Regions from separate parts of the Homo sapiens genome. Here region 2 is linked to region 1. Evidence: read pairs that join two places in POLR2A ChIA-PET (ENCODE). Cell type or tissue: B cell. All regions are shown on one strand. Each heading gives the region's core, and the rest is flanking DNA. Links, peaks and the distances in the headings are about the cores only.

Region 1 (7,399 bases), core at 759-5,758:
TGAGGTATAACGTGCATAAAATGGCCCAGATCAGGCCGGGCGCGGTGGCTCACGCCTGTTATCCCAGCACTTTGCGGGGCCGAGGCGGGCGGATCGTGAGGTCAGGAGATCGAGACCATCCTGGCTAACACGGTGAAATCCCATCTCTACTAAAAAAACAAAAAATTAGCTGGGCGTGGTTGCAGGTGCCTGTGGTCCCAGCTACTCGGGAGGCTGAGGCAGGAGAATGGTGTGAACCCGGGAGGTGGAGCTTGCCGTGAGCCGAGATTATGCCCCTGCACTCCAGCCTTGGTGACAGAGCGAGACTCCATCTCAAAAAAAAAAAAAAATAAATAAATAAATAAAAGGCCCAGATCATAAGTACAGAGCTCAGTACATTTTCATAAAGTGACTAACCCATGTGACCACAAGATCAAAACCTAGAACATCGCAGCCCTCAAGGTCCTTCCTTCTGCTGCCTCCAAGGCAGTGAGATTCTCTATTCTGACTTCTTTTTGTGTGTGAGAAAAAGTCTCTTTCTGTTGCTCAGGCTGGAGTACACTGGTGTTGTCACAGCTCACTGCAGCCTTAAACGCCTGTGCTCAAGGGATCCTCCCATCTCAGCCTCCCAAGTAGCCAGGACTATTCTGACTTCTAAAAGCACTGATGAGTTTTGTGAAACACAGCCTTGTTTTAGACAAAGCTTCCCTCTCTCTGGTGCTGTTGGAGAACTCTTGCTCATCCCTCAGGACCCAGTTCTGAGGTTACCTCCTCTGAGAAGTCTTCGCAGCTCCATGAGGCAGAGGATTAGCCCTTGCCTGATTTGTCCCTCTAATTCAGCTCTTGCCATTCTGTGATAGTAAATGCCTCTTCCTGCTGTCTCCCCATTGAGAGGTAAATAGGTCTAATCTATTTGCCTAATATAGGGTACAGTGGGTTGAATTGTGACCCCCCCCAACCCCCCACCCAAAAAAAACAACAACAAAAAAACTAAGTCCTAAACCCTGCACCTGTGAATGTAACCTTACTTGGAAATAAGGTTTGTTTTTGTTTTTGTTTGCTTGTTTGTTTGTTTTTTTGAGTTGGAGTCTCTCTCTCTTGCCCAAGCTGGAGTGCCAGGGCAGGATCTCCGCTCACTGCAACCTCCACCTCCTGGGCTCAAATGATTCTCCTGCCTCAGCTTCCCAACTAGCTGGGACTACAGGCTGTGCCTCTACGCCTGGCTACTTTTTGTATTTTTAGTAGAGACGGGGTTTCACCATGTTGGCCAGGCTGGTCTTAAACTCCTGGCCTTAAGTGATCTGCCCACTTCGGCTTCCCAAAGTGCTGGGATTACAGGTGTGAGCCACTGGTGCAAGGCTGGAAATAGGGTCTTTATGGAGGTAATTAAGTTAAGGATCTCAAGATGAGAACATCCTGGATTCAGGGTGGACACTCAATCAGAGGACTGGTGTTCTTACCAGAGAAAGGAGAGGGGTATTTGAGACAGAGAGCAGAGGGCCATGAGAAGACAGAGGCAGAGTTAGAGTGATGCAGCTCCAAGCCAAGGAGCGCATGATCACCACCAACCACAGAACCCGGGAGAAAGGCGTGGGGCAGATTCTCACCTAGGGCCTAAGGAGGGAACCAGTGCTGCTGCTGGCACCTTGCATTCAGACTTCTGGCCTCCAGAACTGTGAGATGATATATCTCTATTTTTTTTTAAGTCACCAAGTTCATGGTAATTTGTTACGGCAGCCTTTGGAAGGTAAGACACGGGGCCTGGTATTAAATAAGGGCTCAGTGTTTGTCCAATGAATGAAAGGGGCCAGGCACGGTGGCTCACGCCTATAATCCCAGCACTTTGGGAGGCCGAGGTGGGTGGATCACCTGAGGTCAGGAGTTCAAGACCAGCCTGGCCAACATGGTGAAACCCTGTTTCTACTAAAAATACAAAAAAAAAAAAAAAAGCTGGGTGTGGTGGTGCATGCCTGTAATCCCAGCTACTCGGGAGGCTGAGGCAGGATAACCAGGGAGGTGGAGGTTGCAGTGAGCCAAGATCATGCCACTGTGCTCCAGCCTGGGCAATAGAGTGAGACTCCATCTCCAAAAAAAAGAATGACTGAAAAGGCTAAGAAAGGAAGCTTGGCTTGCTGGTCTGTGGTGGGAACAAAAGGGAGACCTTCGGATGCCTTCTTGCTCTGTGCCAGCTGCCTGGTGCAGCCTATGACCACTGCAGGACCCTGCAGACTGCCTGCCTGACACCATCTCCCCTTGCCCCTGCCGACAGCTGCCCTGTTTGGCCACATACTCTTGGGCATCCTCTCATGATGTGGGGGAAGCTGATCCATCCTAAATATACTGCCAAATGTGGAAAATCCCATTTTCTTGGAGAGTGACTGAGGCAGAGCAGGCTTTGTGACCCATTTCTGGCCAATGAGACAGAGGGAAAGCATGCTGGGTGTGGGGGGGCGTTGGGAAAAGGTGTACTCTTTTCAGTCTCTTCCCTTTCAGGTCTGGTTGCCAGGAGTGGCAGATGTGGAAATAATCGGTGTCCCTGTTGACACACTTGAACTTCTCAGTGTACCTTGTCTGCACCCCAACCACTCCTGGGCTTCCAGCAATGTGAGATCATTGATAGCCTTTTTGTGGAAGCTGAATACGTCCTAGTGGAGACTCCAGACATGAGAACGAGGGGCTTTTGTCTTCAGCAGTGCAGATTGGGAAACTGAGGCTCAGAGACTATTACATTGTTGGAGACACAGGGGGGTAAGAGGCAGAGCTGGGATTCACACTGAGGCCCACCTGTCTCTGTGTCCCATGTTTTCAGCTGCTCTTGTACACTATTGCTCTTGGCTTTCAACTGGCTGTCTTGATTTTACATGAGGTTTGGGGCCTGGCAAATGCCTGGTTGCAGTCTGGTTCTTAGCATAACAGGGTCCGCATGTTGAGAGTTCATTGCAATGTAGTGACTACTGAGTCAGCTCCAGGGGTCCCATCTAACCAGGATCCATGCCCAGGACTTGGATATGCGTTCGCAGACTCACTCCTCCACAGCAGCCCTATTTACCAAAGAAGAAAGTGAAGCTTACAGCGGCTGCAAATGCTGTGCAGAGCTACAGAGAGTGAGCGACTGGGACTGGAACCAGCTCTGTCTCACTCCAAAGCCCCCTTTTTGTGTTCCTCCAACTACACTCTGTGCCCATCATGCAGGACTTTGATGGTTGCTGCTATATCCCTGGAGCCTGGGAGTGCCTGGCCCCTTGCAGGCACTCCGCAAATGTTTGTTGAATGAATAAATGAGCTCCACCAGGACTCCAGGTTAGAGGTGCTCAAAGCAAAACCATGGGTCGGGCACAGTGACTTATGCCTGTAATCCTAGCACTTTGGGAAGCTGAGGTGGGTGGACTGCCAGAGCTCAGGAGTTTGAGATCAGCCTGGGTAACACGGTGAAATCCCGTCTCTACTAAAAATACAAAAAAAAAAAAAAAAAAAAAAAAAAGCCAGGCGTGGTGATGCACGCCTGTAGTCCCAACTACTCAGGAGGCTAAGGCACAAGAATCACTTGAGCCCAGGAGGCAGAGGTTGCAGTGAGCTGAGATCCAACCACTGCACTCCAGCCTGGGCAGTAAAAAAAACAAAACAAAACAAAACCCACAAAACCATTAAACCGGGGGCTCCACCAAGCTGGCCACAATTTAAATAGCAGAGGGGTCTGCCCTCCCCTACCTCCAGAAGCAGTGAGGCCTAACCCCATTGAAAGCCCATTCTGGGTGGTACTTCCTCTCACAGAGGCCTGCCAGCCAGCAGCTGGGACTCGGCTCGTCGCCACGGATGTGTGCTTCTCTGAACAATGTTGGGAAAGGAAACTAGACTCAAGGGCTCCAGGGGGTTTTCTGGTCATTTTGGCTGTGGGGGTAGAGGGGTAGGGTTGGCGAGGTTCCCTGGGGCAGGGCGGTGGACCTCAGCCTGGTCACTGCCTTTGGAGGTGGTGGTGGAGGAGGGGAAAGGAGGTCTGGGTTTGAAATAACCCTCTAAGGGTGTTTTTTTTTTTTTGGTCAGGGTCTTACTCTGTTGCCCAGGCTGGAATGCAGTGGCACATGATCTCGGCTCACTGCCTGCAACCTCTGCCTCCTGGGCTTAAGTGATCCTCTTGCCTCAGCTTCCCGAGTAGCTGTGACTCAGGCTCACTCCACCAGGCCTGGCTAATTTTTAAAGTTTTTTGTAGAGATGGAGGTCTCATCATGTTGTCCAGGCTAGTCTTGAACTCCTGGGCTCAAGTGGTCCACCCTCCTTAGCCTCCCAAATAGCTGAGATTACAGGTATGAGCCAATGTGCCCAGTCCACAGATATTTTTCAAAACAGCTTTCTTGAGATATAATTCACATCCCATGCAACTCATGCATGTAAAGTGTACAGTACAGAGGCTTCAGCACATTCACAGAGCTGAGCAGCCATCGTCACAATCCATTTTAGAACATTCTTATCATCCCAAAGAGCAGCCCTGTACCCCTTATCTTTTACCTTCCGATAGGCCCGCTCTCTGCTTTCCTGGTCCTTGGCAACCACTGATCTACGTTCTGTCTCTGTAGATTTGCTAATTCTGCATATGCTATAGGTGGGTCTTATGATGGGGAAATTAAGTCCAAAGAGGGTGGCTGAGCAGCCCACAGCCATAAAACTAAGGAAGGGGCAGACTTGGAACTGGAGCCCAGATTCCTTGTTTCCAAGTTCATGCTTTCACAGGAGGTCTTCTTCTTCCCAGTAACAATTCCTAAAATAGTCAGCCTTGGTTTTGCCCCATGGGGATGAGGGCTTTACCTCCCTCATCTCACAGTCCCCCTCAGATGTAGGTACATTTCTGATACCCATAGGTATAATAATGAGGAAACTGATACCCAGAGAGGCTAATGGTCCAATGCACCATGGCTGCCAGCAAAGAGAAGAGGGTAATAGGGAAAAGCATTTGTATGCCCAAGGACTGGTGAGCAACACAGAATACAAAGAGTCAAGATGATTCAGCTTAAAATGTAATTTTCTTTCAGGTTATTCTTTCTTACCTATCCACTTCCCTTTTTCTTTCTTTTGTAGGAAAAGGAAAAGAAAGATCCCTCTACCCTTTGAGGTCACTTCCTGACCCATTTGTGCATCTATGTAGAGTGGTTACAAACTCACATCTCCCTGCCTGAATGCCTCTTATTAATCTGGGGATGGGTGGCAGGTCAGCATGCCCATGGGCTCTGACACCAGACAGGCTGAGGTTCAAATCCAGCCCCCACCACCCACTGACTTAACCCACTCTAGCCCTCTGACAGCTAACCTGTGACAGGGCCTTTCTACCTCATATGTCTGAACCCACAGAGTGGTTTCTTTCTCTCTCTCTCTCTCTTTCTTTCTTTTTTTCCTTCTTTCTTTTTTGTTTTTTTTGACGGAGTCTCACTCTGTTGCCCAGGCTAGAGTGCAGTGGTACAATCTCGGCTCACTGCAAGCTCCACCTCCTGGGTTCAGGCCATTCTCCTGCCTCAGCCTCCTGAGTAGGTGGGATTATAGGCACCCACCACCAGGCCAGGCTAATGTTTTTGTATTTTCAGTAGAGACGGGTTTTCACCATGTTAAGCAGGATGGTCTTGATCTTCCAACCTCGTGATCCGCCCGCCTCAGCCTCCCAGGGTGCTGGGATTACAGGCGTGAGCCACCGCGCCCGGCTCAGAGTGGTTTCTTTCCCTACCTATTTTATTCCATGGAAAAGAAAGAATACACAGAATGGTTCCTTCCCCACCTATTATCCTTGGGAAAAGAAGTGTCATTTTACATTAGAGTCCTCCCAGAACAGCGCCTGCCGCCTTGATGATGACGACGATTGTTAATTCTGAGATGGAGTCTTGATCTATCACCTATGCTGGAGTGCAGTGGCACCATCTTGGCTCACTGCAACCTCTGCCTTCTGGGTTCAAACGATTCTGCTACCTCAGACTCGTGAGTAGCTGACACTACAGGTGTGTGCCACCATGCCTGGGTAATTTTTGTATTTTTAGTAGAGAGGGTGTTTTACCATGTTGGCCAGGATAGTCGTGAACTCCTGATCTCAGGTAAGCCGCCTGCCTTGGCCTCCCAAAGTGCTGGGATTACAGGTATGAGCCACTGCACCTGGCAGATTATTTTTATTTTGAACAACCAAGTTAGAGTTTGAGAAAGAGATGAAGGGCCTCCAGTACTCTCTTTCAATCCACTGATTCCTTCAGTCGTTCACCTGGGGGGTGGGGTTGGGCTAGGGGTTGGTTAGCAAAAAATGAGCCAAAGAAGAAAATGAATTAAAAACATGAAAGAAAAAAAAGCAAACTGCCATTTACGATGACCATTATCTCACACACAGTGGACATTTTAACTCAAAAATACTATAGGCTCACAGGCATAGATTAAACAGAGAAACCTGTTCTTCATGTTCTTATTTTTTTGCTTGCTTCCCACAGATGAGAGAAAAATCCAGCCAGAATTGGCATCTGTCAAGATAGGCTTTTAGGAGCCACGGCTCCCTAGAGTGGTCTCCACACATTCTGATTATATGCAATCTCATTTTGCCATCAAGAGACTTAACCCACTCCCCTATCCATGTAGACTTTGTAATAATAAATTATACATATATATGACTGAACTAATATATTATGTACTTTATATAACACATACTAAAACAAAAGTGTGAAAAAGATTGGTTGAAATAAATACAAGCTGAAGTTCTAAAAAAAAAAAAAAAAAAAAAGTGAGGCAAAGGAATTGCCCCTAGATGTAGTCATTTTTCCTGGGGAATTGGCCCAATGACTTCAAGTGGTTGATGTCATAATGAGTCCTTCCAAGATCTCTTTAAAAAATTGATGTGTTAAGTGATCTGTGGTGATGAGCACAGCTATACACGCCAGTTGGGAGTGCTGAAAGAAATGAATCCACAGATCTTGTGAAGTCACAAACGAGTCCTATGGCTTGGGATACAACATTGACAGTGAGAGTGATATTCCTCAATTAAAAAACGCTATAACAGGCCGGGTGCAGTGGCTCATGCCTGTAATCCCAGCACTTTGGGAGGCCAAGGTGGGTGGATCACTTGAGGTCAGGAGTTTGAGACCAATCTGGCCAACATAGTGAAACCGCGTCTCTAGTAAAAATACAAAAAATTAGCCAAGCATGATGGCATACACCTATAATCCCAGCTACTCAGGAGGCTGAGGCAGGAGAATCGCTTAAACCTGGGAGGTGGAGGTTGCAGTGAGCCGAGATCGTGCCACTGCACTCCAGCCTGGGCAAGAGAGCAAGACTTTGTCTCAAAAAAAAAAAAAAACAAAAAAAAAACAAAAAAAAAAACAAAAAAAACCAAAAACACACACACACAAAAAAAACGCTATAACAGACCAGTGGCACATGCCTGTGATCCCAGTGCTTTGGGAGGTAG
Region 2 (7,399 bases), core at 1,597-6,596, 270 kb before region 1:
AGCTGGTGGCTCCCAGAAGGGTCTCTGGAAGCAAGGCGACTGTCTCATTGTTTCATTAGTTTGAGCCCTACGGGGCCTTAGGACACAGCCAGCTTGGAGAAGTCACTCTAATAACCCATCTTGCCGGTGATGCCCAGGCCTCGGCAGACTGGCTCTCCGAGGGTGTCTGGGCCTGGGCAGCCGAGGTCTTGTTAACCCCAAATCCCACAGGACTCGCATAGAGTGCAGAATCCCGGTTTTCTGAATTGGTGCTAAAGGCTCAGTGGCCTGGCCCTGCTGTGAAGCCACAGGGCTTGTGCTCTGGGAGCCTTGGCCGACACAGGTGCCCCGCCGCCTCCTCTGCTGCTGCAGCCTCAAGGGCTACAAAGAAAGCTCCTTCTGCCCGTGCAGCGTGGGCTCCTGGGTCCCCTGCAGGCCACCATGGCTGCTGCTCCAGCTGTGGTCCCCCCAGAGGCTTCTCCAGGCAGTGCCTGCCGACTCTCCGGTGCTTCCCTTATTTTATTCCTCTTCCGGGCACTAAGTTTCGGTTTCCTTTTCATTGTTCTTTGTTGGTCTGTTCATTCATTCATGCATGCATGTGTTGGTTCATTCATTCATTCTCAGAGTACCATGGTGGCTCTGAGGACAGAGGTCAGACCCAGCTGGGTTGGAACCTGCTGCTCCCTAGCAGTGGGCCTCTGGGCAGATGTTTTAACCATAGAACTCGGCTTCCTTGTCTGAAAACGTGGCTCCTTCTAGGACAGTCAAGAAGGTTCAATGAAATGATGGATGTGGAGCCCCAGGACGTGACCTGAGGATGGTGCTTGTCATGTTGGGGTCTGTGTCCCTCCCTTGGGCACATTCTCTCCTTCCTTCCTTTCCAGCTTCCTGAGGACGGTCCAGTGCCGGGGGCTGGGCACAGGCCTGAGTGAGATGCGGCCCTTGTCCCCCGGCCTTTTTGGTCTGGGTCCTCACCTCTGCACCGAGTCCCCCTGGGGCTGCTCGGCAGCTCTGAGGGGGCCACTCTGCCTCTGCCCAGTGGTCCTGCTTTCTCACGGGGGTTATCAGGCCTCTGCTCCTCGCGCCTCACTCTGAGAGGGTCCTTCCACCTGACTCATGGCTCCCATCCCTCCATGCCCCTGCCCAGGTGCCCACACATGTGTGCCCCAGAACATGGCTGCACACACTTGCATACCCCACGAGCACACACGTGTGTGCATGCATACACCCCATGGTCCTTGAGCACACATGTCCTGGGCCCTGGCATGCACTCCCCCAGGCGTCATGTATACACACAGTCCACACGTTTGCAAACGGGCAGACACACCTCCCTCTTGCACATCCGTGCACACCCAGCCCATATCTTCCTGCCCCTGCGTGTGCACACAGTCCCAGTTAGTTTACACCGTGCACACCTCTCCATACATACAGGTTCCCAGCTGTGCGACCACTCACCCACACGTATGCATTTATTTTTTAACACACACATGCATACCATTTAGTAGGACCCCATGTACAAGCATCTGAGTGCTTTACAAATTCAAATGTATTTAATCCCCCTATCAACACTAGGAGGTAGTTTCTGTTATTAGCGCCATTTTACAAATGAGGAAACTGAGGTGTAGAGCAGTTAGATCGGTGTAGAGAAGCTAGATCGTGTGCTCAAGGCTTCAGTCCAGGCTCTTGGCCCTGACACGATGCTGTTTGCCTGTTGAAGATGTGTGTGCATGCATGCACCATTCACACTGTGAACGTGTCCCAGCATGGCCACACCCCCTCACCGTATACACATATGGCCATGAGCACTCAATCTCAAGGTCATGGATGCACATGCCTCACACCTATGCATGGAAGGACACTCGGCACACATACTTGTCTCTGCACACACACACCACTTGCACACCCATGTACACATGTGCCCCAAGCCTCGCCCCAATCTCCAGCTCCCTTTCAGAGTCCCTTCTAGGATATTCTCTGATTTCTCCCAAGTGCCCAGTTCGGGAGGGAAGTGACTGCACAGATCTGGACCTGGCGATGACCTCTGAGTGGGAGGCAGCCCTGGCTGAGCTGTCTCCTCACCTTAGCATCCGCCTGTCCCGGCGCCCATGTAGCTTCCTTGTCATCCATCTTCTGGGCTGGCCCAGGACACGTGCCCCCATCCCAGCCTCCAAGAATCTGGGAATGTCCTTAGCAGACTGGGCTGGCATGTGGCCTCTGCCCGGGGAGCAGAGGTGGCTCCCCAAAGGCTTCCTGAGAAGTGGTGGAGGAGACTCAGCTTCCCCGTCCAGTCCTTTACCCCTCCTTTACCCAGCAGCGCCCTCTGAATCTGAAACAGTTTTGGGGGCGGCAGCTCCGGTCCTGCCCAGCAACTCGCAGTTGTTGCCTGTGGCATTCAGATTCAAGTCTGGGCTTGTCAGCCCGGGCGAGACTCTCCTATTTTGGCCCTATGGGAGGCATCCAAACTCCTCTGCCCTTGCCTTCCGGGGCGCCCCACGCACTCTGGGCTTCACCTGGCTCCTCTGCTTTGCTTGGGCTGCTGACTTCTGGAGGAGCCCTTTCTTCCTTCTCTCTCCTGATGCAGAACATACCCAGTCTCCCTGGGGCAATCGGCCTTCTTCAGCCACTCCTTGGTCTCTGCTCCTCTTTCCCTCCCTCACTCTGTGTCCTGCCAGCCCCAGCCTCTGGCGACTTTTAGAGCTGGTGCGCAGTCCTGCCTGAGCATCGGTGAACATGACGCCATGGGCTGTGGCTTAACGATTCTTTTGGTGAATTTTGATTCTTTATCAAAATTTCCTTCCTTCCTTCCGTCCTTCCTTCCTTCCGTCCTTCCTTCCTTCCTTCCTTCCTTCCTTCCTGCCTCCCTCCCTCCCTGCCTCCCTCTGTCCCTCCCTCCCTCCCTCTCTCCTTTCCTCCCTTCCTCTCTCCTTTCCTCCCTTCCTCCTTCTCTCTCTCCTTCTCTCCCTCCTCCCTCCCCTCCCTCCCTCTCTCTCTCTCCCTTCCTCCCTCCCTCCCTCCTTCTTTCCTCCCCCTTTTCTTTCTTTCTTTCTTTTTTTTTTTTGAGATGGAGTCTCACTCTGTCGCCAGGCTGGAGTGCAGTGGTGCGATCTCCGCTCACTGCAACCTCTGCCTCCCGGGTTGAAGTGATTCTCCTGCCTCAGCCTCCTGAGTAGCTGGGACTACAGGCGCGTGCCACCACATCCAGCTAATTTTTGTATTTTTAGTAGAGACTGGGTTTCACCATATTGGCCAGGCTGATCTTGAACTCCTGACCTCAAATGATCCACCCACCTTGGCCTCCCAAAGTGTTGGCATTACAGGCATGAGCCACTGTGCCCTCCCCGGCCCACTGTTTCCTTTCCCTCCCTCTCTGTCCTTCCCTTCCTCCCTCCCTTCCTTCTTTCTTTCCTTCCTTCTTTGCATGTGCCAAGCCAAGCCTTGTGCATCTGCGTCTTTGAAGTCCTCACGAGTTGAACTAACAAGAGAAGAAAAACCCAGGATATGAGAAATCATTGGATTGCGCAGGTGCCCTCTGCCAATTGGTTAGCAAGTTTTTACGAGCAAATCTGGTGGTTATCCTTTGGAAAATAAGCAAAGGCAAACCACTTCCTGCCACTTCCAGGAGCTGCTCAAGTGCCGGAGCTTTCTAAGACCTACTGAGAATCTGAAACTTCAGGCCAGCGTCCTCCGTTTTCCTGGAGAACGCAGTAATTTGTGTTGGTGAAATTCCACTGGGCCTGATGGGGTTGGAGATTGCATTTCAGTCTTGTCTTGCTAAGGAATTTCTGAGATCGAGTAATTTGGCAAGAAGAGAAAAGGAGAACAACTTTGGGTTGTGACGCACGGGCAGCAAATGCCCGTCCTATTTTGGGACTGGTGCCTCCTGCTTTGCGTGTGCCACACAGCCTCAGGGGACCTGAAGCCCCTCTTTGGCCCCAGGGGGAGCTCTGGCAGTGCCCTGTGCCACGCATTGTATCGGGCTCCTTGCACTCCTTCTTACTTGACTTATAAGGTTACGCTATTAAATAGCGTCATCTGCAGAACAGCCCTAAATTCTTGAATGGGGAGAGAAAATGCGGTAGCTGGGGGTGGAGTGGGGTCGGGGGCAGGATCTCAGGATGGGTGTGGCATGGGCATTGATGCTTAGGTTTGACTCTGGTTCTTTTTTTTTTTTTTTTTTTCTGAGACGGTGTCTCGCTCTGTCGCCCAGGCTGGAGTGCAGTGTCGTGATCTCAGCTCACTGCAACTTCTGCTTCCCAGGTTCTCGCAATTCTCCTGCCTCAGCCTCCCGAGTAGCTGGAATTACAGGTGCATGCCACCATACCCAGCTAATTTTTGTATTTTTAGTAGAGTCGGGATTTCACCCTGTTGGCCAAGCTGGTCTCGAACTCCTGACCTCAAGTGATCCGCCCACCTCGGCCTCCCAAAGTGCTGGGGTTACAGGCGTGAGCCATTCTGCTACTAACCGGCAAGTGACTTAAGTCCTTGTGCCTTCCTTGCCTGATTTATGAAATGGCAACAATCCTGGGGATGATGGGAGGACTTTTTTATTCAGTCAACACATGAGTGGTGCCTACTATATGCTAGGCCCTATTCTAAGTGTTGCAACTATTAAATAGAGTAGTCTGCAGAGCAGCCCTAAGGGGCAGCTACTGCCTAGCTCCGATGAGGAAACTGAGGCCCAGAGAGGTTAAGTAACGTACCCAGCTGCTAGGAGGCAGGGCTGGGCTTCAGACCATGGAGTCTGGACCCGGGACCTGGGCTGACAGTTGCAGCATAACAAGGATTAGGTGAGATGCTACATCAGTGAGGTGACCACTTGTCCTGTTTTGCCTGGACAGTCCCAGTTTACACTTGTAGTCCTAGTAAAGTGATCAGTGACGCTTCATTTCATTCATAGATTACATGGTCAACTTATGTATTGAGTATTCAGGACAATCCTGGGGACATGGTGGCACTGCCTCCATGTGAGCAATGGAGGGGGAGGTGACATGGCCACAGAGCACCCAGCCTGGCTCGCCTGGGGGTGCCTGGGTTACCCGCAGAACGGAGATGTCCTCGTTCATTAACTCATTCGCTCAGCGATCCATGGGCCTGTCACGTGCGCCAGGCATTTGGGCGTCATGCTGATGGCTGGGCGAGGATGGGGAGGACTCAGACAAAAGAAGACAGCCAGCAGGCTCTGGGAAATGAAGTCACATCCAAGACCTGCCCTTGTGAGAAATGTCAAGTGTTACCGTTATCATCATATTCCCATTGCTTTGTTTGGCAAATTATGACAATATGGCTGTTAACTAAGCAGATTCTGATTACCTATTGTTTGAATGCAAAAAACAAAACAAAAAAAGAAGCAAGAAAAAGCCTTCTGGCTATGTGACCAGTATTTAGAAATTTCCATTCCTGAACAGGCCTCAGGGCAGAGCCAGTCCCCAGGCTGTGCGGAGCCACTGCTGTCCCTGCAATGCCGGGTAATCACTTTGTCTTTGCTGCTGCATCCATCACGCCCTGTCTCTCTGTCCTTAGATATGTTTGCGTGATGTCGTGGGATGTGGCTTTCCCAGGCAGTCTGTTAAGCAGCCAGAGATCTACTCTGGCCTCCTCGTTGATGTTTCATTAAAGAGCTGCCCTAGTTCAGCACAACCTAAATATTACAGCTAAAGAACACAGGCCCCGGAGTACGGTGACCAGTTTGTTCTGATTTGCCCAATACTGTCCCAATTATACTGAAAGTCTTGAATTCCAGGAGATCCCTCAGTCCCAGGGAAACCGGGATACATGGTTACCCTGCTCTGGAGTGAACACAGCCCTGGGTCATCATCTGTGGCTCTGCTGTGTGACAGCCGGGTGCTTGATGGTGAAGAGTTTCCCCCTGGTATGAGCAGTCAGTGTTATCCCTGGTCTCAGTGGATCACTGGGTCGCCTGCCTAGTCCCAGATACCTCTGATCCCTTTATTTTAATTTTTATTTTTTGAGGCAGGGTCTCTGTGCACCCAGGCTGGAGTGCAGTGGCAACAATTATGGCTTACTGCAGCCTTGACCCCCCAGGCTCAAGCCATCCTCCCACCTCAGCCTCCCGAGTAGGTGGGACCATAGATACATGCCACTGCACCTGGCTAATTTTTAAATTTTTTTGTACAGACAGGTCTCTCTGTGTTGCTGAGGTTGTTCTTGAACTCTTGAGCTCAAGCGATCCTCCTGCCCTGGCCTCCCAAGGTGCTGGGATTATAGGCCTGAGCCACCGCGCCTGGCCTTCTGCCCCATTGAGGTGCCAGTCTGGTCACCTTATCTCACTGTGGATGTCTAGAAGTGAATTCTGAATCTCAACCCACTGCCTTGTTCTGAGGTTGCCTGAACCCCATGGCACCCCTCCAGATCCCTGAGCGGATCACCAGGCCTGTCAGTGACAGACGTCATCACCTGGGAACAGGGCAGGATGTGGCTGAGTAGCTGACATGTAATGAGGGCGTGTTCACACCTGGCCCTGTGCTCCATGGACTTTATATTTAAATCCTCACATGCCAACTGTCATTTTATAAATGGAGAGGTGAGGCTTGGGAAGGTTCAGTTATTTCACCAGTGTTAGAAAAAGGTCAGTGGGGTTGGGCGCCGTGGCTTACACCTGTAATTCCAGCACTTGGGAAGGCCGAGGGAGGCAGATCACTTGGGGTCAGAAGTTTGAGACCAGCCTGGCCCACATGGTGAAACCCCCTCTCTACTAAAAATACAAAAATTAGCCTGGCGTGGTCGTGGGCGCCAGTAATCCCAAGTACTTGGGAGGCTGAGGCAGGAGAATCGCTTGAACCCGGGAGGCAGAGGTTGCAGTGGGCTGAGATCATGCCACTGCACTTCAGCCTTGGTGATAGAGTGAGACTGTCTCAAAAAAAGGAAAAAAGAAAATAGAAAATGGCCAGCGGGGCTGGGCACCATGGCTCATGCCTGTAATCTTAGCACTTTGGGAGGCCAAGGCAGGTGGATCACTTGAGGTCAAAAGTTTGAGACTACCCTGGCCAACATGGTGAAACTCTGTCTCTACTAAAAATACAAAAATTAGCCGGGTGTAGTAGTGGGTGCCAGTAATCCCAGCTACTCGGGAGGCTGAGGCAGGAGAATCGCTTGAACCCAGGAGATGGAGGTTGCAGTGAGCCAGGATTGTGCCATCGCACTCCAGCCTCGGCGACAGAGTGAGACTCGTCTCAAAAAAAAAAAAAAAAAAAAAAAAAGAAAAGAAAAGAAAAAATGGCCGGTGGGCCTGCAGCCCACCTGTGCTGTGTGTGCTCCACGGTCTGTGCCATTCCACGAGTGGTCCCAGTCTGTGCCTATCTGCAGAGCTTGTTACCAGCCTCTAGGGAGAGAAATGAGGAGAGCAAGAGTGAGGGTGTGGAACCCTTTTAGCATTTTGACATTCCAATGAAATTTTCATTAT

Evidence for each region. ChIA-PET counts read pairs that join two places held together with the same protein. Peaks named below come from ENCODE experiments on the same cell type or tissue, not always from the same donor. Only the 100,000 strongest peaks of a DNase experiment are listed, where the experiment ranks them.
Region 2: POLR2A ChIA-PET joins it to region 1 with 12 read pairs; 3 of 35 experiments call an interaction of 5 or more read pairs at or near these places.

The regions. Positions count from the first base shown.
Region 1 is chr16:81,770,744-81,778,142 of GRCh38, forward strand. LOC105369213 (a long non-coding RNA gene) reads left to right here. Exons shown (of 4, transcript NR_189584.1): 4 at 6,429-6,610. It also overlaps a transcript of PLCG2 not described here. Among named protein-coding and RNA genes, the nearest start is that of PLCG2, 4.8 kb to the right of the region's middle. In B cell, for the core only: no CTCF peak of the experiment used is centred there; a DNase peak (open chromatin) is centred at 3,748; H3K27ac peaks cover 2,800 bases.
Region 2 is chr16:81,497,471-81,504,869 of GRCh38, forward strand. The region is part of intron 1 of CMIP (c-Maf inducing protein); the gene reads left to right. Among named protein-coding and RNA genes, the nearest start is that of MIR7854, 33 kb to the right of the region's middle. RefSeq lists enhancers at 1-351, 268-387, 448-507. In B cell, for the core only: no CTCF peak of the experiment used is centred there; a DNase peak (open chromatin) is centred at 3,951; H3K4me3 peaks cover 1,429 bases; H3K27ac peaks cover 4,429 bases.